Linked DNA regions of Mus musculus: all the other regions are linked to region 1. Evidence: chromatin loops called from intact Hi-C (ENCODE). Cell type or tissue: left cerebral cortex. All regions are shown on one strand.

Region 1 (8,000 bases):
GCAGAAAACAGGGTCACTGGCTTCTGCATCTCACACGTCCCAGCTCTATAACCACAGATGACTGGATTGCTCTCTCCAGGTCTAGTTGGAAAAATCCTGAGCGAGGGTTATGATTAGATCGTGTCAGTCCCCAAAACTATGGAGGCGAGAAGAAGAAAATTCCAAATCTCCGCCACACTACTGAGTGGAGGGCCACCCAATGCTTCTCTGCTACGGATGAGCCTTGGATTTTAAAACACTTCAGACAGTCCTCTTTCTTCTTTTCTGGATACTTTATTTTAATATCACATAACTATTCATATATTTGTCTAGTCAGAGTAGATCCTGATTTTGGATTGATTCAATAGATTAACTGTAAGCTTTTATTTCTCTTTCTCTGGAGAGAAAGGAAAACATCAATAATAACAACGGTAATATCCTTCCAAGTTCAACTTTTTCTCAGTTCTGATCTCTAGGAAAGAACTACAATCTACATGAACGAGTTATTCTCTCCTTTAGTAAGATTTAACATGGACCAGAGTCTCAGTGAGGGTTGGAACTTCCTCTTCTCCCTGAGTCCTCATTCCCTGATTCCCTAAAGGCCTGTAGGTGGCTCAGTGAGGGGCTGTCACTTTAGGGTCCCTCTTGGTGAATGGGTAACCCAGCATGAAGGAGCACAGCAGCAGCCCCAAGTCAGCGGATGCACTGAGGGAAAGGGGAGGCAGGATTCAGGCATCAGCCACAGATGGGAAGCTCCCAAGGATTAGTAATGATCGAAAGCCATTTCTAACACCTACCTCCTATAGGAGATAGAGGATGAGAGCAGTTGCCAAGGAGATAGAGAGATGAAGAAGAAGGATGCTGGACACAAACTTCCCCCATTAGAAGGAGAAGGCAGGAACAAGGCCAGACTCAGGCTCTTGTGGAAGAAGGCCTAAACCCTTTTAGCAAGCTCTGCATGTGGCCAAACCCAAGGAAGTGCAGGTGATAGGGTCTGCTTCCTAGGGATATAACTACCTCTGACAGAGGGCAGAGGATGGATCTAGGGAATCCATCAGACCATCACAAGTGATTAGTCTCAGTGAATAGAAGTAAATACACCCGAATAAAAGGCCAGGGGGATGGATATGTTCTGCAAGAAAGGATGGAGCCTCCCACTTTCCCCTGAAAGACTGAGCAATGTTGGGTCCCAATAAGTAAACCTGTCACAGGATGCCAAATAAGCCTGCTAATTGGGAAGACTGTTGACACAATCACTCATTCAGCAGTCTTCAAAGGTTTCCTTACACCTGTAGGCACTGAGCATTTGCAAGTTAATTCCGCATATCTCTTCATATGCATGGCACTTAAAAAAGATGTTGGGAGCAATGGATGAGGCAGGGTCACTGTCCTGGAGAATCTAAGAGTGTGGACCATCAATGGTTCCTGGAGGAACTGATAGACAAGCTGAATCTGGGCCAGAGATAGAAGACAGAAGATCAGAAAAGGATGTTCTTGGGGGAAGTGCTGAGTGGGCCTGAGGGGTGGGGGTGGGGGAGAGAGAAAGAGATAGAGAGACAGAGACAGAGACACAGAGAGAGACAGAGAGGGACAGAAACAGAGGCACAGAGACATAGAGACAGAGAGGGAGAGAAGGACAGAGACAGAGAGGGGGAGAGAGAAACACACAGAGAGTGAGAGAGGGAGGGAGGGAGGGAGGCAGGGAGGGAGGGAGGGAGACTGAGACAAAGACAGCAGCTAGCATGCATGAAAGAGCTGACATATTTGCTGGGAGAGCAGATCGCATTTCAGACCTGCATCTTAGAAACACTCTTGGATCTTCAGGACCAAAGATGGCTTGGCAAAGCCAAAACAATTAAACAGTGAAGTAAAACAACAAAGTAATATATGTGGGAGCCAAAGAGATCAACAGTTATACCTGAACCTAGAGTCCATGTTCCTGTTGGAGGACTACAGACTAGGCGGGGCCAGCTGCAAGAGGACCAGACAGGAGTGGGAACTGAGTAGCTGTCCAGAGGAGACACTTGTAGGCCTACTGCCTTCTCACATCCCTGACACCTTCCGGCTAACAACCTCACTGTGTCGCCTTTGACAGAAGAGCTCCTTCCTCCCTGCCAACCAAGTGGAGTTTATACAGAAATGGTACCCATTGCTTCTTGTCTTTTCTGGTGAGAAGAGTGATTACATAACCAGTCCAAACCAGTCCACAATTGGAGCCTTACTGGGAATTTGGAAACATGTTTATGACCTCTTACCTTGGAGCTAGTCCTTGAAACCCTTTTCTCTTTTCTTCTTAGATTTCTTTTGTGCTACCCAAGGCTTTAATCGAGCATAGTGTTTTCATGATCCCCACAAGCTACTGTTATTATATATTGCTTGCAACCAGAAAAAAATGTCATCTGACTGTGGTGGTCCAGTAGAGAGACAGAAGAGGCGAAGGAGAGGCCTAAAGTGGGTTTTCTTCAGGGGATAGGTGGATGTTTGGTTTTAAAGACTGGAAAAGAAAAGGGAATTTTTTTTTAAAAAGTTGGCTAAGGAGGCGTTTGCAGAACACCGAAAATCGTTCCACAGAATGAAAAGTTATCTTTGGCATATGGGCATAGAAAATTCTACCCAACAGCTTGACCCCTAATGACTTACCCAGACTTCAGCAGCGAGGCTGGCGAATTCTTTCGCGAGGAGACTGACACATTGTGAAGATGCCTCAGAGGTAGGCAGAGGCTGAAATGCAACCATGGGCCCTGCTCCACAACCTCTCACTAATTAGCTGGGTAACTTTGCACGGAAGCCTACCTCTCTGATTCTCTTTTCTCCTTAGGAAGAGACAAGAGGTGCGTTTTGTATTTGAGATTCTGAGCTTACATTCCAGGAAAGCTTTTTGTGAGCACCAGAAGGAGTTAACTGGAAAACTAAAGTCAGCAAACCTGCAGCGAATCTCCAAGAAGGGGCAGAGTAAAGAACACCCTAGTCGTTGCTGGGGAAACCCTGTCCCCTAAGAAGACACATGTTAGACCCAGCCATTGCCAGAAGACAGTGGATGTAAAACACCCAGATTAGGTGATTTCTAAGGGTGTCTCTGCCCAAGAAATGCAGGTCTCTGTGCACCCTGCTCGTCTGTGTACGCATGTCTATTTCACTTGCCCAGTACTTAAAGATGACTGATTCTGAAGAACTCCCATGATCTGTGGTCTGTTTTAGGGGCCTTCTCTGAGGAAGTAGCATATTTCAATGCCCGAGAAGTCATTTAAAGATCCAGTAGGCTCTCAAACTCCCATGCAGCTTAAATAGAAACACAGAGGCTTACCACTGTGCTCAGAGAACCCACCCAGGTCCAGGCTGCAGGGCTGCAGAGCATGCTTTTAGTATGCATGCATTTCAGCAAACAAAGACAACCCCGCTCTTTGCTGTTCCAGACAGTCTGAGATGCTTTTGTGCCCTTGGGACCTTGCCCGGTCCTCTCTCATCTGCCTCAGCCCTGGTACTAAATTGGTTCAAGGTTTGTAGGAAAGCTTTGGAGGACTGAGGCAAAGGCATGTTTGGAGTTCTTTAATGCTGAAGTCACCATCGGAAGCAGAGCCTAGCTCTTTTCTGGCCACCAGAGGGCGATGGCGGCAGCAGCTGGGCAGAAACAGTTCCCAAGAATAACAGCAGAGAACTGAATCTCACGTGTGTGCTGGGGTTGGGGTATAAGTGTGTGGGGGTGGGGGGGGGGAGCTGGGGGGCAATTGAGTCCTTAGAGCTAAGTCTCTGAAAATATGCTAGCTATAATAAAATAAAATTTGCACCTCAGCTATATATTTACAGTGTGTAGTCAAGTAGCTAAAAGTTTCCTTTAAGGAAAATAGAAGAATCTGAGTAGCATTCATATGAGGGAAAAGAGAGTTCTCAGGCGCATAGTGGTTAGTGGTATGTGAACATACATGTTCTTCTCTGTATGTGACTGCATATTTTTTGTGTGTGAAAGTGCATGTGTTTTATAGTTAAGAGTATAGGGGTGTGGGGGGGTGTAGTGTGTGTGTGTGTGTGTGTGTGTGTGTGTGTGTGTGTGTGTGTAAAACCAAGGCTATTTCAGACCTTTCCAGTACAAGAGGATCTCAAGGAAGTCTGGGCAATATTTCCTCCAGTTCCTGCCCCTTCCCTTCAAACAAACAAACAACATCATTCCTACAAGTATGTATGGAGCCTGTAACATGGCCCTTCCCCACCGGCATCTGGAAAAGCTCAGACCAGCCAATTTAGAGCAGGCACTGGCAGAATGAAGGCAAGGCTGGGGAGGAGGGGGATGGGGAATAGGTCCCTTGCATGCTACTGCACTATTTTATAAAATCACGTTCTTTTCTTTGATGTGCAAGGGAAGTCTGTCAGAACGGTGGCACCTTGAAATAAGGAAATAAAGGTCCGCAGGTGACATGATTGCCCCTTAGTCCCCTAGACAGGAAGCAGATGAAGTGATGGTGTCAATACCGGGGTCCAAGTTCTTACATTTACTACAGAGAGAGAGAGAGACAGAGAGATAGACAGACAGACTGACTGACTGACTGACTGACTGACTGTGACTGTGTGTCTGTGTAGTGTTCTCTAATCTGTAAGTCCTCTAGGAAATAGTTGTTGGCCTTAGCTGTGAACACTAATTAGGGTAGGGGCAAAGTTTCCACGGATAAATGTGTCAGGGTACAGAATGCCTAGTAGCTGTATGGTCTCGGATAATCATTTCACTTAGTCCAACTTTGACTCTTTCACCTAAAACATGAAGCCTAGTTTCTGATGCTCCCATGTGGGTATTCTGTATCCAGCTCGGTGACTGAATTAAAAAAAAAAAATGAAGCCACGAGGTTTATCAGTTCTTGGCTCCCAAGAATAAATGAATTTCAATGTTTCTTTCCTGGCGGCCCGGGCTGGCCAAGTCCCTTTCCTTCCCAGTTGGGTCTCTCTAGCTCCCCTGCTGCCTCCTCCCTACAGGCTCTTGGTTGCTCCAGCAAAGTTCCCAACTTAGTCGACGTGACGCTCAGCGCAGCCAATGGGAGGCGGAGCTGGTGTTTTGGGAGGGGGGCGGGAGGGGCCGGGCCCCGCGTCTCCGGTGTCTACCCTGCTCAGTGAATGGAGAAAGCGAGCGCCGGCTAGCTCTCCGGACCACTCCGTGCCCCAGCCGCCTCTGTGCTCCGCAGCCCAGCCCTGAGCCGGACTTCCCGGGGCACGGTGCTCCCTGGCGCTCAGTCCAGGACCCAGACAGAGCCCTCACCTCTACCGGCGACCCAGAGGGACCCGAGGGCGCTCGGTACCTGGGCACCGTGAGTGATGCGCAGCGGGGCAGCGCCAGCCCCACGGATGGAGCTGCTGCCGCCGCCGCCCGGCGCGCCCCGCTCCGCCCGCACCCCGTGCGCCTGAGCGCCGCGCCCGCCCCTCCTCCGCGCTAACTCCGCCGCCCGCCCCCCAGGCCGCCCGCGCGCCTCCTCGGGCTCCTCGTGTCCCGCCTCGCCAGGCATCCTCCTCTGGGTGCGGGCGCTTGTGCACCATGGCCCTCGGCCGGACCGGGGCCGGCGCCGCTGTGCGCGCCCGCCTGGCGCTGGGCTTGGCGCTTGCGAGCATCCTGAGCGGACCCCCTGCTGCCGCCTGCCCCACCAAGTGTACCTGCTCCGCCGCTAGCGTGGACTGCCACGGGCTGGGCCTGCGCGCCGTTCCTCGGGGCATCCCCCGCAACGCAGAGCGCCTGTGAGTACCCACCCCGCCCGCCCGCTCAGGCCACCCACCCGGCTGGCTCCTACAGAGTCGCCCTCAGGGCGCAGGTCCTTCTTTCCTCTCCGGTGCATGGGGGACGATCCCTACTCCCCTACCCCTGCTGTCAGACACGCTCAATAAGTTGGGGGTGGCGTGGCTTTGGGCAGGTGTGGAGAGAAGTGTACGAGTTGCCCCCGCGATGGGACCGCGTAGTGCCTCCCTGGTTGAGGGCACCGGGGGCTTATCCGCTGACAGATCGGGAGAATAAAGCTAGCAGAAGGCTAGCGCGGAGGAGTGGGGGGGTGTCAGAGAGCGTGGTGGTCTCAAGGTTTGGGGTTGGGTATGAGGGGTCCATTACCCCTTGCTTCTTAAAGAGGGAGAGGCGAGGTAGCAAGCTAGACGGAGATGGGGAGTTTCGATCGCAGAGACCTGAGAGCCTCCTTCCCGGACCCCCTCGCCCCCCCCCCAAAAAAAAAACCTGCGACCCTCCTGGAGATCAGAATGGGCCAGCTGCTGTGTGGCTGTCCTTGCTAGGAAAGTTGAGTGTGTACGAAAGAGGTCTTAACTTCTGAAAAACCGGACGGATTCTGAGTGGGTGCTCTCAACACCCTCCCTGCCTGGAGTGCAGCATTGGGGATGCCAAGTTGCAGCCCGGGTGAATTTTTTATGGCCGGGTTATAAATGCCTCCCCAAACGGGCCGGAGAATGGAAATGCTGACAGCCCTTTAAATGAGACCTAGCGCTATAATCTTACAAACCGCACTCAGCCTCGGATCCTGGGGTTGGCAGCTAGCGGAGAGGCTCTTGGAGAGTGGGGTGGATTGACCCTCGTTTTAACCCCAATTGTGCAACCAAATATTTACTTTTCTTATGTCAGCGTTTTGGAAAGATTTATCATTTTGATCCTCACGACCAAATTCAAAATTTGGCCTCCGGGGGTGGGCTCCTTTTAGTCCACAGTTGGGGGCGGGGTGAGGGAGTATGGAGCCCTGGTGGTGGAGGGAGCTGGAGCCTCTGAGTGGGTGAAGGCTTGCCCTAGTCACAATTCCAGCCATTGCACTGCCCAGTTGCTCTCTACCCAGCCTGTCTCAGGGTTAGCATACGGGTCTTCTTCAGTCCTGCCTACTTCAGGTCAGGAAAGAGCCGGGTTGTCCTAGCTGCCCACCACTGTTATCACCCCTACCGCCTCCCCACACCTCCCCCTTTCTTCTTCTTGGCTGTCTAGGCAGAGACTTCCTAGAAATGCTTTCTTTATTCTGGGTGTTTTCTTTTGTTTGTTGTTTTCAAAGTGCAGTGATTGTTCTGTTGTTTAGACTGTAGAAATTCTGGAGGGCTGGCCCTGAGTCTTCATTAACACCAGGAAATTAGGATCAGAAATGCAAACCGACCTGCCCAATAAAACAGGGCAAATATGCCACCAGAGAAAGGGGCTGGAATCCAGGCATCCACACCTTCATTCAGGTTTTGTATTAGACCCTATTTGTGAAAAATCTCATTTAAATGGTATTTTTAGGTATGTATAAACTAAGTTCCCCTTCTCACATGAATGCTGCAGACGAGTTAGTGAGATGATAAATGTTTAGTGGGTGCTTCCCTGAGACATGTTGCATTTCCCTTCTTCCTTGAACCTCCCACGGTCCTATTTCTTACATAGCCAATACTCATTACTCGGCCTCATCCCATCTGTCCTGCATCCATGGTCATGTAACCGGTTAGTCCCAGCCTGCCAGGCTTCTAAGCCCAGGTCTCCCACCAGTCTGTAGACTCCTTAGAACCAGAGTCAGTTTGGGCCAAGATCTCTATAAACAGACCGTCATGAGAGGGCCTGGCTGGGTTTGAGTCTTCCTGTAGCACCAGGTTGCCTCTGCTGTTGGTATATACTGCCATCATTCATCTTGCTTTAACACCAGCTCTTTTTACTTGGGGTCATTATTTTCCGTAGTCAGAATCACAGAGTCAGCTTGGGAGGATCAGAACAGCGGGCCCCTCTCTTCTGGCTAGTCGGAAGTTTTCAACACCTGCAGCCAGTATGCCACCAGCCACTCCCCCTGGAGACCCTGAGGACTTGGGACATCTCCTTCGCTCTGCAGCTGTAGACAATTGATAAAGACCTGAATCCAGGCATTCCCAGGGGTCCCTCTTGCTATAGCCATGGTGACTGCCCATCATGGGCAAAGTAGGTGCTGCTCTGCCACGTCTGTGGTTGCCTAGTGTAGCGTTGGTCACTGCTGTAAGGGCATGCTTGAGACAGAGCTACCAAGGCTGAGCTCTTAGTGTCTTTCTAAGACTGGAGCCTTTTAAGGACA
Region 2 (8,000 bases), 160 kb after region 1:
TTGATATGGTAGGGCCTTTTCTTCTGAGCCTTTTGTCTTCTGTCCCCTTTATTATTATTATTTCTTTTAACCATGTTCTACTTCAGCCTCCCTGTTGTAAACTAGCTCTCTCACACACATACACGCATGTATGCTCACACATCTAACTGCTGATATAGACAGAGATGAAGATCATACTATAGTAATCTTGTGTGGGTCTGAGCATGGGCCACAGTGTCAGACTGAGTTTACACTGTAGCTATACAAGTTGCTATCCACATAACCTTGACAGAGGTTCTTAACCTCTGTAAGGCCCGGGGATATACTAATGCAGACTGTATATCCTCCGTAACAAAACACTGGACTCTCACATTATTGGTGCTGGGTGTGGCACAACAGCATGCTGATACTCCATTGGAGCTTGGGAACTGGTGTTGTGGTTGATGATGCCATGCTATTATGGAAGACCCCAAAGCAAAGAGGCGGGCAGATAAGCGGCTCACAGAGGAATGAGGACTGCAGGACTAGGCCTGTGCTCTTCTCCTCTTTATAACGTTTCTATCTCTTCAGTTTCTTCCCTGGGCCAGATGGGCTTCGTGTCAAAATGAGAGAGGTGTCCTCAGGCAGCTTGCAAGATGAGTTCTTCATCCCCAACCAACTTAGGAAGCCGCAGGGCGTCCAGCTGCAGCGTGAACGCCCTCACTGGGAACTCCCATTGATTCTGCTTAGACCAGGCTTCCATTGCCAGAGCCAACTGATGTGCCCCAGGTCTGAGCTGGAATGCCAGGCAGCCCGGGTAGCAGGACAGGAAGTGTGAGCGTTAGGAGAGCAAAGGTAGCTGCCCCGTGGGGGATGGGTGGGGACAGATGTGGACACTGGAAGAACTCCCTCCTTAAGGCTTCATGCTGTTGACCCCCCAGCAGCCATGCGAGGTGTGTGCACACTGAAGGGTGGATACATACCTCACTTTCCTCTGGAGCCTAGACACTCAGTCTTGGCGCTAATGAACCGCTTTCCTATCTCTCTGTCTCGGGGCTGAATCCGGTGGGCAGTGACCCAACACCACCGTGATTTGTGGCCCTGCAGGAGGAGGGGAGCGACTGATTATAGAGGCAGCAATTACTCTGCCTAGGCCCCTGCCTGGCAGGGCCTTATCTTTATTTATAGCTGGCTCCGCTGCCCAGAGCCCAGTTTTTGCCCTTGAGTGACTAGTGCACTGCAGACTTAGTTCATAAAACACTGTTTGTTTATAATCCTTAACGGATTCTGCTTTATTAAAAGAGAAGGCTCCACGCCGGGTTTAAATTAAGTAACCGGTTATGGTTTAGTTTGTATTCACAGCGAATATGCAACGGATGGGAACCCATGGCAGAATAATGCACACTCATGACCTGAATTCATTCGGAAAAGTGTCTTTTCAAGGTCCTTGATGCTGGGGCTGAACCATTTCCAATGAGGGTCTAAGTGGAGGCTGGAATAAGTCAGGGTAGCAGGCAGGCCGTCATCCGTGTTCAGTTCCATAATTCGGAGGAGGGGAATGTGACTGTGTTAGACCTAAAGCTGCTACAGGGAGAGAGTGAGCCAGTCTCCAAGCCGCAGGGGAGGCTTGTTGGAGCAGTGGCCACGAAGGATGGGACAAATTCTGACCAAGAAGGAAGGTAAGAGCAGGAAACAATAGAGTCTGATCAAGAGCGGTAGAAGGGCTGTTTTCAGATTCTATACGGGGACAGGTTTGCCCAGAGCATGGGAATCACACAGGAGACGGGTAGGGGGTCCTGTCCTGCTGCTGAGGAGGGCTAAAGCCAAAGGGGTTTGTTCTTGATTCAGAAGCAGAGGGTTACTGTTGACATGCAGAGAGAGAGACAGAGACAGACAGACAGACAGACAGACAGACAGACAGACAGACAGACAAGAGAAAATAAATATATTAACATCAGCGAATCCGTTGGGCCATGACTAGAGACGCTGCTGGAGCACCTAATTCCTGCTGTCTATGAGTTTCCTTCACCCAATACCAACTCTCCAAACCCTCTTTCCTCCCAGAAGCGATGTTGAGCCATCCTCTCAGTGTGAGGAAGAAAGCCTCACACTGTCTTGCTCCTAGCTGCTGTCACCCCACTCCTCCCTTTGTGGTCCATGAAGTCTCAGGTGGTGGTCGGAAATGTTGCTCCTGGGATTTCGAAGTCTCCATGATGGCAGAAAGCTGCATGCCTTATCTAAGACTTGTCACATGCTTCTGTGGCCTCTGAGTGACTATCCCCTGGGGATAGGACAGGTCTGTGGTGTCCTCCTGCAGCAACCTTGCAGAGGAGTCTTGTAGTGATAGCAAAGGCAGCAAGATGCCAAGAGCTACCAGCACTGCTTCCTGCATGCCCCACCCCTCGGCCCCCTGCTTTCTTCCTGCATCCAGTGGACTCCTTTCGGTCTGCACACCATCATAAAATAGCCTGTTTTCTCCTGGGAAGAATCTACCATGTTTACTTGTGAAAAAAAGGCCCCAGAGTCCAGGAGCATCTGCAGCATTAGCCGTTAACATCCAAAGAGGACTTCAAGGTAATTGGTGTATTTGTGGGTAGTCCTCCCATTATGCCTGTGGGTTACATCATGAATCAATTGCAGAACACTTGACTGCGGAGTCCAGACAATGCCTCAGAATCATGCTTGCTCATGGCGCTACAAGCAGTACCTTCCGTTCAGTCCTAGGATTCTACTACAGTCCCTGCCTGTCGGACATCTTATCATCCTTACTGCATACTAGCTGGGCATGTGATCTTCTTCATACTACACCATCAACATGCCACAGCCCACAAGTGTGCACCCTACCTGCCAGCCTCTCTTCCTTCATCTTTATACCCGCCTAGCACCCTTTGTACCCACTCAAGATTTCAGCAGACAGAATGACCACAGCTGGAAGGTGCCAGTGTCATTTATTACACAGGATCTTGGCAGATTAGCTAACCTTCCTGGGAGTATCTCCTCGCCATTAAATTAAAAGTTTGGGTTAAACAGTCTTGAGTCTCTTCCAGCCCTGCCATCTTCTAACATAATTAATTAAATGTCACACTTTTAAACAAAACTTAGTTCCATTCTCTTCTTGAGGGGCAGAGGGAGTAACATGAAGAGAGAAAGAGATGAAGCAGTTTCTGGCTTTTGTTACTCTGTAAATATCAACAAGAGCAGGGTCAGACTTGGATCCATTAGACTTGTCAGCATCACAATCATGGCCCTAGAGCCTCTCATTCCCCAGGCTCTTCCTCCAGGCCTAATTTCACAGCTCTGCAGCTTGCACGAGGATAGTGATGACGATCCCCAGAGCTCTTTATGGACAGACCTTGGTTCTATCTCCAGCCTCCTGTGCCACTTGCCCATCATCAAGAATTCTTTTTAGTATCCCCTGGACTCGTGTCCTCTAGCTAGCTTCAGTTCAAAGGCCCTGCAGAGATTCCTCCACTGGGAAGAACAGCCCATTTCTGGCTCTGGGCTGCAGGGAGGTGGCCACAGGCCAGCCAACCCGCTCCGTGCTGAGTGTGTTTGCTGCTCTTAGAGTGTTTGAGCTGCGGTTAATATATCAATATTTGCTCATGAGGGTATCTGGCACGGAGCAGGTCCCTGGGACACTGGCAGATAGATTGGCTTCTCCCAATGCATTCTTCATTTGAGCAAGGCACGGACAGAGGGATAGCTGCTGACAAGAGGCATAGAAAAGGTTCTCTGGCTTTTCCCAGAAGAGCCTCAGCCTTGTAGTTTGGCACTACGTGAACTTGTCACTATCTCAACGTTGTCTCCATCACTAACTTCTTCCTGGTGTGGCTCCCTCACTCCCACTTTACTCTAATTCTTCCATCCACATTTGACTTGACTGGAAGCCACAGGGGTCTGGCTAGTGCTTGATAGAGTCAGTTTAGTAGCAGTCAATGTGGAGCCAGTTCTCCCCAGCTAGCCGTGTGTATTGGACAAGCTCACTTACCTCCCAGGGTCTCAGAATCCTTCTGAGACCTGAGGATCTTAAGAACAGAATAGCTGAAAGGAAGAGAGAGTACCATACGTGCAAAATCATTTGCAAAGCATCTTCTGCACAAAGAATAGCAAAACATGTTCCATCTTGTCCATCAGCCTTCTCATCCAGCAAACAGCGACTCGTGGGCCCTTTAGCCTACTGTAAGTGTACCACGGATGCTTTTTCCCTATGGCATCTATTTCTCTTTAATTAGCTTAGCACAGGGTCCCTGAAAAAAGACTGCCCGATGCTTTAAGGTTTTAATGGAACCAACCTACACCAAGCACCCAGGAAGAAACCAAACACAAAGGACTTGTGTTCAGTCTTGGGAGAAGTTTGTTGATACAAAATTAGAGGAGGAAAATTCTGTTTATAGTGTCATTGGGGTAAAAAAAAGGAGTCTGGCCTAGGAAAGGTCTCCAGAAAGTGCTAGAGAGGCTGGGGTCCTCGGGAGACAGTAACTCTCCACTGTGACAGCTTCGAGGAGTGTGTCACTGAGAAGCCCATCAGTCATTATTTCTGATGCAGAACAAAGTTCTGCAAAATATCATTGCTGGTGCCATTTCCTTCTGAAGCAGTTTCTTGGCATGCATGTCAAATACTGCAATAGCTCGGATACCCAGAATCCAAAACATTCCTGGGTGTGTTGTGTATGGAAAGCAAGAATGGGAGCTGGGGCCAGGACCCACAGTTCTGTAGGGCAAGCTGAGTCACAGAGGTGGGGACAGAGCATCCCCACTCTGTGGGAACTCAGTGTGCTGAGCTAATTCAAACAGTGTGTGTGTGTGTGTGTGTGTGTGTGTGTGTGTGTGTGTGTGTGCTGTCTTGTTTAATTGGCACAGCACTTCTCACCCACCCTAGACAGAATTCAACACAAGGATTCTGGTACAGGTGATACAATGGAGTGTAGAGCTTAGAGAGAGAAGCCCCATGCGTGTGGGAGAGATGGAGGGAAGCCAGGCAATGCTGTTGCTGATGCTGCATTCCCTGGGCTGCAGTGTGAACCACCCAAGACCTGGCCTCACTTCACATAATCGGGCTTGGCTTTTTGTATCGCTCAGTCATCCCCTGTAGGCCTGTAATCTCACCTCCTGGGAGGTGCTCGGGGCCTGACTTTCTGTGTATTTTTGGTTGTGCTTCAGTAGCTAGACCTCATAGGAGGTAGGGGATACATTTACTGTCCTTGTAAAGAGGAGCTCATTGCATCTACTACTGATGTCACAGTGCAGAGCCCATTTTCAGATGAGAAAACTGAGGCCTGGGATGTTTACATCATTGGCTCACGGGTACCTGGGATGGGGGATCACACCTAGGCATCCATCCTCAAAGACTGTCCTTGTCCTCCTCTGCTTGGATTTAGGGTTGTTATTGTGTGACTATCCTGTCATGTTAAGAGCCCTCTTAGTTCTGACACTGGAATTCCTGAATCTTTGGAGGCTCCTTAGTATGGACAAAGGAGTGCAGCTGGTGGGTGGGAACAAAGGGGAGTCAGTGTGGCACCAGCCAGTGTGACCTGGAAAGGCAGCTCAAGGGACGCAGAGCTGTGACCCTCTCTGTTCTAGAAGCTGCTTTCCCTACAGCTACTGACTGCTTAGGGGATGTGGATAAGGGGGACCGAGCCAGGGAAAGCCCAGGCAGGAGAGCATCCTGTAGCCGCTGAGCAGGCAGGGTGGTCTGAGATCCAGGGTGGGCACGGAGAGGAGAGGCAAGGCTTGTTCGGATGGCTGATCCGAGGAGGCGAGTAAGTTACCAGCCCCCTGAGGCCTCCTCGGGGAGCTTGCCAGAAATAGATACCCTTCTCCTGCCTCCCGCTTTGAAGCAAGCTGTTTTGCTATGTGTGCCTGTGAGTGGGAGGGTGTGAGGGGAGGGGGAGGGGTGCAGAACGATTAAGAGAGAGGAGAGGATGTAAGATGTAAGTCAGTGCTGATCCAATGAGAAAATGTCTTTTCAAGTTCCTGCTGCAGCCATAGGCTGGGCAAGGTGAGACAGGCCGCCATGCTTCTGAAGCCAGGCCTGGCCAGGAAGCCCCTGCGGAGTCCTGCCCAGGGGTGAGACTTTCTGCTCAGTGCAAAAGACGGTGCCAGGTACCAGGACTGAGTCTTGAGCTTTAATGGCACAACTCTTACTTTTAGATGTACATACCCCCATGTATTCACATATACATATATACACATATGTATGCGTGTGTGTGTGTGTGTGTGTGTGTGTGTGTGTGTGTGTGTGTGTGTATTTAAACACACAGCACCTCTTTCTAGGCAGAATAATTGGCATGTTTTTCCTAATGGGAAAGCTGAATCCTGTCCTACACCCCCAAGATTGGCTTTTTAGGAACTGAAAGGAAGGCCAAGCCATGGTTACCATGGTTTCAAGTTAGAGGGTCAAGTTAGCCGCTCACCCCGTAGCATTGGTGCCGAGTGCTCTAGTCTGACTGCCAAGTAGACTATTGTTACCTGCTATTCCAAGCCTGAGGATAGCCAAGCCAACATCCAAGGTCACTGGGCTGTTTATACTGAAACTCTAGCCAGCTCTGCTCTAGTCAAATGCCTTGGTGGCATTGGGCCTGTGTAAGGGGGTGACCAGGGCTGGGTGTAGGGTTGAAAGAGTACCTTGGGAAACACCTGCTCCTTTTGGCTGGAGTAAAACTAGACCACAGAAGCCAACAGCCCATGCTCCTTCGTGTAAGAGATCCTAGGCCACCAGTGAGGTCACCCTCCAAGGTTCCAGGCTACCTTCCCAGTTTAGGTAGCCTGCTATGAGGCCTGTTTTCGGAGAGGAGGGGAGGTGTTCTAGACAGATTGGATTTTGACTTTGGTGCTGTCTTCATCCCTAAGCCCCATTTGATCAGGAGGTTAAGAGTCAACTTCTTTCTGGGTCTCCCTTCTCGTTTTCACCACCCCTAAGTGAGGGTTTCAGGAGACTGCCTAGGGTGATCAGTGCTGAGAAAGAGGAGTTTGTCTTTCCCCACCTAGGCTATCCCAAAGGCAGGACTGAGGGTGACAAGCCTCTTTCATGGCCCAAGGCTGTTGCCTGAAAGTCTCTTCCTCAGCTCCAGTGGAGAATAAGCCTGTTGGACTTAGACCTGCCTCTCATTGCCCTGGTTGTGAGAGGAAAGGAAGGGGGGGGCATAGAATGCCAAGGCTGGGACCAAGCACAGATCTTAGAGATTGTCTTTCATTAGAATCACTTTCCAGCTGTATGTGCATGTGTGCATGTGTGTGAATATGTGTGAGTGTGTGTGTGTGTGTGTGTGTGTGTGTGTGTGTGTGTGTGTAGGTGTAGGTGTAGGTGTAGGTGTAGGACATCACATGCACACCAGGGTTTTGCATTAGTGCTAGAGATCCGAACTAAGATACTTATTGTAGTAAAACAACATTCTTACCACTGATCCATTTCCCCCACATCAATTTCCATAATTTTAAAGCTTTTCAGCATCTCATGATGTGAAAAGTGTTGTATCATGACCAGGAAACAAGGAAGCACACACACACACACACACACACACACACACACCCTCACAGAGAGTATCATGAAATAATACTTACCCTCAGTACCTGTGATAGGCGAGTAATTATTATTTTTATGCATCTAGTAATTTCTTTGGCATTTCATGTCGTGGAATTATTATTAGTGTTGACAGTTGTTGAGCTATTCTCATGGATCTAAGAAGGGATAGTCCACAGGTTAAGGAGATATCACCCAGTCCACCCTTATTTGTAGAGGAGAAAATTGACACATGGTGAGGGACACAAGCTTGCTGCCATCACAAAGCAAGAGTGTGAGTGTGGTGGTCACCTACTACATTCCAGGAATGGCCTTAACTGCATATACAGCAGTGGTCGAAACAAGAAGTGGTCCCTTCCTCAAGAGGGTTAGAGATTGTGGGCACAACAGACCTTAAGCAAACTTAAACACACAATTGTACCAAATCCAAGGAATAAGCCATGAGCTCTAGTATAGAGAGAATCAGATGGGTGGGGACACTTCTTATAGGTCATGGGGAGAAAGTATCCCTGGGGATTTCAGT
Region 3 (8,000 bases), 140 kb after region 1:
CCTGTCAGAAGTCTCCAAGGCCCAGAAATTTAAAACCAAATTATTGAGCAGTCCCTGCATGCTGGAACTCTGCTGTCTTGAAACAATAGAAAGTGGGACTGCCGAATGTTTATTATTTTCTAAGAAGTTATTTTTCACCTTACTTGGTTTGGGTTTCCAAAGGCACGTAGCTGCTTTCCAGAGACTTCTTGTTAGGCCAGAGTTGTAGGAAGGGGTGACCTGCGCTTGGAATGAGAGACCCAGAAAGGCATGAGGGATTGAGTCCTGGGATGCAGGGGCAAAGGCTCTCTGCTGGAGAGGATGAAGAACCCCTATGGGAACTCTGTTGTCAAGTTCATCTTTGTTCTCATAACCAAGAACAGAACACTGAAACTCAGTCTCCAGGGCATGAGGCCAGGAAGTCGTGTTCCAGGTAAGTTGAGTGGGATTGGCCCTGGGCCAGGGCACTTCTTGATGTTCACAACCCTCTGCTGCTTCTTTGCCTTGGCCTATCTCTAGCTGTACTCGCACAGAGCCACTGGAGAGGGGCTGGGTGGCTGGCCCTTGGGGCAGCAGGACAACATACCAGAAGTTAGCCTGCCTGGGTTTGAGTTCTCTACTGCTTGGGTAGATTTTTCAGGGCCAATGCTGTTTTAATCTTTGCAATGGGCGCATTGATAGCTAGCTAGGACAATGACGTGGGGTGCTTTCTGTACTATGTTACAGCATAGCCTGGAACCAAGCAAGCCTCAGGCCATGCTGGCCAATAGCTGTCTTCTTAATGTGGGATTGTGTGGAAAGGCTTTTGGGAGAATGTTCCAGATTCTCCATGTGGCAGAGAGCACACAGATACCTTCTTGCAGAGGAAGACTCACCTCAAAACATTGCTGAGCTTTCAGTAGTTATGGAATAAACCATAACTACTAAGAACAAATTCGTTAAGGCCAGGGAGCCACTGAGGTAAGGCCTCAAAAGGCACCTGAGTGTTAGCGGGGCAGCTGCTGAGTGCTGCCAGTTTCTTAGACAAAGACTGAACGTTCTCTCCATGCCAGTTAGGAGACTGCTGTCAGGAGAGGGGCTCTCTTCAGTCAACGCCTGTCTTCTGAGCCACTGCTCAGTGCAAGTCCCTCAGAAACCATTATGATCTAGGTCCTCAGAACATAGATGGGAGCAGATCAGAGCAAATGGCCCATATGGTGAGATTCTTAATGGGGGAGGCATATGCACGAGAAACAGTGAACTACAGGGTAGCTGGAGTGTACATGGCTATAAGTACCCTGTGGGATGAACACGCACAGGAGGAGGCTTGGGTAGGAGGTGGAGGGTGGTTTCGGATAGGGCAGTTAAGGAAGGGTCTCACAAGATGGTGACCGTGATGACTTGGGCAAACAGAGGAAGGGAGCCATGTGGACAGCCGGGGAAAGAGCAGCATGCAGGAATGGAGGAGTCTGTGAGTAAATCAACGGAGCAGTGGAAGGATCTATGTGCTGGGGCTGTCGTAGTGATGGAAAGTGATTGAAGTAAACTGAAAGCACTTAGGGTAGAGCCTGGTGCAGAGTGTGTCCTTAACCTCAGCAGAGTGAGGAATGAATCACGGCCACTTTCTGTTTCCTCACAACTCACCTTTCCCCTCGCCCTTCTCTCCCTCTGTCCACCCTTCACTCTCTTCTACCTTGCAGTCCTGGAAGTGGAATCCAGGGCTTGTCTCATTCTAGGCAAGTGCCCGCTGAGGGTATTATATACCAGCCTGAGGCAACCCTCAGAGGGCATTCCACGTGGTTTGTTGCTTCCGACAGCCCTGGAGAGTAGGCAAGGCAATTCCTCTCAGCCTGCACCTCCCCTTGGAAAGGCCAATGGGTCAGGCATTTCCTGAAAGGCCATCCCCTGCCCAGCACACTAATCTACTCTCTGCTTTACAGATATGCATCGCCTTCCCTAATACTTACAGAGTATGGAAGGTAGGGCTTGGTCATACCTGTTTGAAAGATGGCAGAAGTGAGCAGAGCTGGAACAACAGGCAGCCCGGGTGGCCCAGCAGGTGGCTTGCTTTGGTTGGGCTTTGGAGACCGTGGCACAGTATCTGCTGTGGCATGCACAATGAGCCTGAGTCTATATTTCTCCCCCACACACATCCACCTTTGGGGTGCCATATCAAACAGGTGGCCCTGGAGACAGAGCTATTAGCTGGATTGTAGTTTAACTGAAGTAGACAGCTGGCCACTGAGCCAGGATCAGTGCTCCTGACTCAGGCTTGCTGGAAAGAAAGGCTGCCTGGATCCAGAGAACTATAGCCACATTCCATCAGGGAAGGGGGCTAGCTGGGGACAGCCCAGAACAAGACTGAGTCATATGGGTGACAGATCAACTCAGAGAGAATGGGAAGAAGCCAAGGTCACTTGATGGTGTATACTTTGGGGCAGAGTAGGAGTGTACCCCCAGGGCCTTGAGGGAAGTTGGCACTTCAGACGATTGGGCAAAGCATGGGACCTAGGATAGTGCAGCTCCTGCTGGTGACGGTGCCATGGTCCTCTGCCACACCCTGCTTCTTGAGCTTGGAGGGAACGCTTTCTCTAAGGGAGTTGGATTCAAAGAAACTCTTTCCATCCCATCTTCTCTGCCTTACAGTTACTCAGTACAGTTACAGTCTCTGTGGGGAGTCTGAGGGTGGCATTTAGAGGCCTTCCACAAAAATTCTAAAACAATAGGCTAGACTCACAAGTATGTGGTCTGTTTAGATGTCTGGGGTTGCTTTCCCCTGCTTTGAAAGAGAACATCTCAAGCATCTTGATTTGCTAAAAATCTTACCAGAGTATAAATCACTGGGACACGGGTGGGCTCAGGACTGTCAGGGCTCACTGGAGATGGGTCTACTACCTTCTCCCATGCCCCTTTTCCCCTTCCCCTTTGTACCTAAGCTTTTGGAAGACTTAACAGGGCAAAAGTCGTAGAGACTTTATAGGAAAATTAGCCTGAGAGTGACAAGCCCGAAAGATGTGCACGTCCCTCTGTGGCTCAGGAGAGTAATACCTATATAGTGTCTCCTTATACAGATAAGAATGAAGTATCCCATCCAATCTTCCTACCCAGCTCTGAGCCAAAGGCTCATGCGGTTGCACTCTGAGCTCATAGCTCATCCTATCTGTGCACTTACTTTGATGCAGTTCTGAGACTACAGAGCAGTAGGGAACTGTGGGAAAATTATAAGGTCAATATTTTTCAGCTGTTCCCCGCTATATGTGAGTCATGAGGGGGAAAGGCGAGCAGAGCCTGACATCAAAAGCCTACATCTGGGATGGGGGCCATCTTCGCTGTTGGATTCCCTAGCTTAAGGCTAGTTTGTGCAAAGCAGAGAGCCTATAGATGGAGTCGATTTGGTTTACCTGATAATTTCCTTTTCTAATAATCTGTAGCAACCTGTTTTTCCTCCTTCGTGTCCATCTTCTGAGAATTTCCCTGGGTCTAAGTCCCATTCCTGTAGCTTCCTCCTTCAGAGGCAACATCCTCATCATGAGATGAATCATGGATCATTTGGTAGTAGATGCTCATTCTGACCCTAGCCCACTAAGCCCTGTGTCTCTACCTACAAGGCCATGGCTCTGACTTGATTTCATCCTTAGAGTAGTTTCAGAGAGGAGGGGAGCCAGGCACAGTGAGATTAAGTGACTTCCCCAAGTTCACTTGTAGAGATACAGGCCTGGCTTCCTTTGACCCGAAGCCTCTGGATCTTGATGTGTTGACTTCCAGGGTGGTCCATGTCTTAGGTAACTGTGTCCACACTTGGCTTTTCTACACAATTCGGGGATATGCTCCTCCATGGTCGACATTCCCACAACATCCAGCACAGAACAGCTTATACAGATCCACCCGAAGTGGCTGTGGCCCTACACTTACGTTCACTTTGCATAATGACCTTGGGGCAGGAAGGAAGGGACCTTATTTCTCCCCCTCAAATGGGAACTTGGTGATCTAGGGCATATCTTAAACATCCTACCTCCCAGTCTCTTGGAGGGCTTGTTACAACAAATTCCTGGATTCGGTCCCAGGATGGCTGAGTCAGGAGTTCTGGGTGGAGCTGGAGGGCCTTGAATTTCTTTCCACTTTCCAAGGTGGGCAGGGGCCCCAGACTGAGACCCACTATCGTAACAGAAGGCGAAGCAGCATCAAACCCTACTCTGACCGCAGGAAGCTCTGTAAGACTCCCAAGATGTCAGGAGCATCCTCAGTAAAGAATGCCGAGTAATGCTATCCAGTCATGAAAATGTTCAGAATGTCACATTTGCATATCTATGCTGAACATCTCATTATAGCATTTCTTTTCCGAGCACCGAAGCAGCACTCACCATGTGCTAGGCACTGGTTTGCAAATATACACAGTTCCCATGGCAGGCGCGTGTGGTAGTCCTTTCCTCAGATTTCCTTCATTGTACAGAGAGGTAGGCTAAAGTCCAGAGACATTCTATAAATTACCTGGGATCGCCCAGCTAGTCAGTCTGTGCAGCTGGGCAGGAACCCAGGCAGTCTGGCTCCTGGTCACCACATTCAGCCCCTGGGCAGAATATGGCACCTGGCTTGTCATCAACAAGACTTTCCCATCCCCAGGTAAGCTAAGAATTGCCTGCAGAAGAAGAGCGGTGAAATGTTTCTATTTCCAGTTCCTAGGCAGATTAACCATAAATAACAACGATGCATGTTTTATGACCACCACTTGGAAATCCCACGCTTGGCCACCCCTCTAATACCAGTCTGGTTAGCCCAGAGTGGCTTGTTCTCTTTCTACCCCTCTGGCATTGAAGTTTATCATTGCTCAAGAGGAGGATGCTTGAAAGAGGCCTGTTGGTTGTAGGAGTCCAAGAGGTGGGTTGCGGGTCAATAATAAAAGCAGAGCGACGTTTGTTGCTCTCCCATGCAGAGCCTTGAGAGTCTATCCAGCGGGTGGTAAGGAGGCTCAGCCTGAGGAAGGACGGTGATGGACAGGGTGGGAGGGGAGCAAATAGTTTCAGCCTGGCCGAGTAACTGAAGGACGGGCAGTGGGAGCATTCCAGCTATGTCATGGGAAATGGCTATGGCCAGGGCTCTGATTAGCTGTCAACCACAAATCCCCTGGGACCCTGCCAGGGGTCAGGCAACTGGGGTGCCTCTCGAATGCCAAATGGTTTGCCTTATATTATTGTCAAAGGAGAAGGAGGCGATTTTGAGCGTTATCCCTGGATGTGTGCACTGGCACTGCCAGGAGCTGAGAGATGGTTGGGGATGTGGGAGGGAGAGAGAAGCTAGAAAAATTCGCTTTTCATTCCAGGAAACATAGAGAGAAAAACCAGTCCATGCCACTGGGCCTTGGCATGATCTCAAAGCTGTTTTAGTCACCACCTCCGAAGCTTTCTGCCCTTTCCTTCCCTTTCTGCAAGGTGAGACATGAAAGTCTCCACCTCATGAAAGCCCTAAAGGGGGAAATGCTGACCCAGATCCCTTACAGTTGAGGTGGCATGGAACAATAGCCCTTCAAGAGTATGGATATAACAAGAGAGCCCCCCATGGTTTGCTTGCTTGATGACTTTGGCCTGAAACAGAGCCATGAAATGTGGAAACATCAAATATGATGACAAATGAACCAAATGTCATCCCACACTGGGCCCCTGGGAGGGACGAGGTGGTGTTCCTTCAACCCATTCCTCTAGCTTACGCCTTTAGAAATGTTTCATTGAGGAAAGGAAGGGACAGGTTGGCTATTTGATTAATTATGTCTAAAAGGGGGAGAGAAGAAAAACAAATCTCTTAAAACTCTTCAGGGATATTTGGCTAGTAAAAGCCTTTCTCTGAGCTTTTTTCATGGTCCCACAGCAGAAGGAAACCTTTCTGCAAGTTTAGTGGTCACAAAGGTTGGTAGTTCATGCCTTAGGGTTAGATGAGTCAGGTGTGCCCTGGGTAGGTGAGATGTGTGAGAGTGGACAGATCATTTTTCCAAGTAGTGATTTTATTATCACCACACAATGAGGATAATGTTAGTTCCTTCCACTCAGATCATTAATAATCCTTATGAAGTGTTAGGACAATGATAGACACACTAAGAGTGTAGCATTTTGGAGCCAGTGATGCTTAGGCTCAACTTCAAAGGATAGAAGACACTGAAAAAACAGAATGTATGGAAGATGAAGGTTGATTTTCTCTGAACTACTCATCTGAAGCTAGGAAGACAAGAGCACATACGGCAGATGCTCCAACACCCAAGTCAGTGTTGTTCTTGTACTGCCATGCTTTGCGCTTATTTAAGCCATCAAAGTCAGGTTTGAAACCAAAGGCACATGGAAGAAAAAGTAAAGGGGAAGGAAGGTCATGTGACAGTAGCATTTGAAGGAGGTAACCACATAATGGTCTGTTTGTTTCGCATAAGCTTAGAGTTTGTGCTGCTTTTCCTAAGCTACCATCTCTGCCTTTTAATTGGTGTGTTTAGACCGTTCACATTTAATGTAATTATTGTTATGTTAAGTCTGTCATTTTAGTTTTATTTTTCTGTTATTTTTTTTCCTTTGGTTTCCTTTTCTTTGTCTTCTTAGGGGTCACACGGACATATTTTATAACTCCATTTTTATTCATTTATATTGTCTCAGGATGCCTCTTTTTGCATAGCACTTTTAGTGGTCCTTCTAGACATTTCACTATGTGTCCATCATATTCTATGGGTATCAACAGTTTACCAGTTCAAGAGAAAGTTGGGGACCACACTTTCCTTCACAGTCCTTTACTCACTTCCACTTGGATACAGTCTTAAATACTTCCTGTAAATACTCTAAGAACCACACCAGTTTCATTGTTTCTGTTTCCAGTACTAAACATAATTGGGATAATCTAATAAGGAGATACGTTTACGCACAGCTGTACTCTGCCCATTGCTCTTTCCTTTGTCTCTGTCCTAAACTTCTTTTATTCTTTGTTTATAGAATTTGTCTTTTTAATGTCGTGTCTTACTGTGACAAATTCCCTTATTTTTCAATATCTTGAAATTTCTCAATCCTTGGGCTTTGTTCTACAGGATATTTTGGGTTGTGTGTTTTGAACTAACAATTCTTTTCTCATTGCTCCCCAAAATAAAATAAGATAATAAAAAAATTTAATGTGTTGCTTCTTTTATGGTATCTAAGGGAAACCCTGAAGTCCTTTGAATTATTTTCCCTCTGTAGGTAGGGGATGTGTTTCCTTCCCACTGTTTTTAAGATTTTTTAAAAATTTCATTTTTCATTTTTCAGAATTTTGACTGTGACATTTCTTGGCCTAGATTTCTCACAGTTAATTGTATTTCTGATCTATTTTCTTTTTGAATCTGTAGGGTTTTGTCTTTTTCCGTTTGGGAATTTCCATTGCTTAGTTTTTCCGTTGCTTTCTCGTCCACTTCATCTTCTCTCTCTCTCTCTCTCTCTCTCTCTCTCTCTCTCTCTCTCTCTCTCTCTCTCTCTCTCTCCTGCTATATGTTGACATGGATGCTAGATCTACAAGGCTCTGGATCATTTATGTTCTTTCTATTTTTTCTTCTTTATTCAGATTGGGTGACTTATGTTATTCTGTCCTTATTCCCACTATGGAGCCTATTTACTGAGTCCTCAATTTTTGGATATATTTTTCAGTTCTTAAATTCCCATTTTGGCACCCTCTTGAATTCTGTTTATTTTCTGTTTCTTTTAGTGTTTCAGTTTGTAGCAAACATGATTTTAGGGCTGGAGAGAGGGCTCATCATTTATGAACAATAACTCCTCTTACAGAGGAACCAGGTTCAGTTCCCTGCACTCATATGGTAGCCAAACCGCCTATAACTCCAGTTCCAAGGCATGTGATGACCTCTTCTTGCCTCCAGGGCATTTACATATGATGCTAATAAATCCATGTAGACAAACACACATAAAACATACATATATACATACATACATACATACATACATACATTCATACATACATACATACATACATACATACATACATATATACATACATACATACATAAAACAAACAGGATGTGCTTCTATTGTTCGCAG

What was found. A loop is a pair of places that touch in the nucleus more often than their neighbours do. Peaks named below come from ENCODE experiments on the same cell type or tissue, not always from the same donor. Only the 100,000 strongest peaks of a DNase experiment are listed, where the experiment ranks them.
Region 2: it touches region 1 in a loop (5-fold over the local background); 4 of 42 quality-filtered maps call a loop at or near these places.
Region 3: it touches region 1 in a loop (5-fold over the local background); 4 of 42 quality-filtered maps call a loop at or near these places.

The regions. Positions count from the first base shown.
Region 1 is chr11:35,116,024-35,124,023 of GRCm38, forward strand. It overlaps Slit3 (slit guidance ligand 3), which reads left to right and starts at 5,433. Exons shown (of 36, transcript NM_011412.3): 1 at 5,433-5,688. The coding sequence starts at 5,492. In left cerebral cortex, CTCF peaks have their summits at 3,560 (motif pointing right), 4,920 and 6,705; DNase peaks (open chromatin) are centred at 3,566, 4,988, 5,446, 5,596 and 5 more places; H3K4me3 peaks cover 2,852 bases; H3K27ac peaks cover 1,984 bases.
Region 2 is chr11:35,277,524-35,285,523 of GRCm38, forward strand. The region is part of intron 4 of Slit3 (slit guidance ligand 3); the gene reads left to right. Among named protein-coding and RNA genes, the nearest start is that of Gm46277, 6.4 kb to the right of the region's middle. In left cerebral cortex, no CTCF peak of the experiment used is centred here; DNase peaks (open chromatin) are centred at 4,902, 5,818 and 6,393; H3K27ac peaks cover 1,557 bases.
Region 3 is chr11:35,257,613-35,265,612 of GRCm38, forward strand. All of the region lies in intron 4 of Slit3 (slit guidance ligand 3), which reads left to right. Among named protein-coding and RNA genes, the nearest start is that of Gm46277, 26 kb to the right of the region's middle. In left cerebral cortex, no CTCF peak of the experiment used is centred here; DNase peaks (open chromatin) are centred at 4,236 and 5,247; H3K27ac peaks cover 2,891 bases.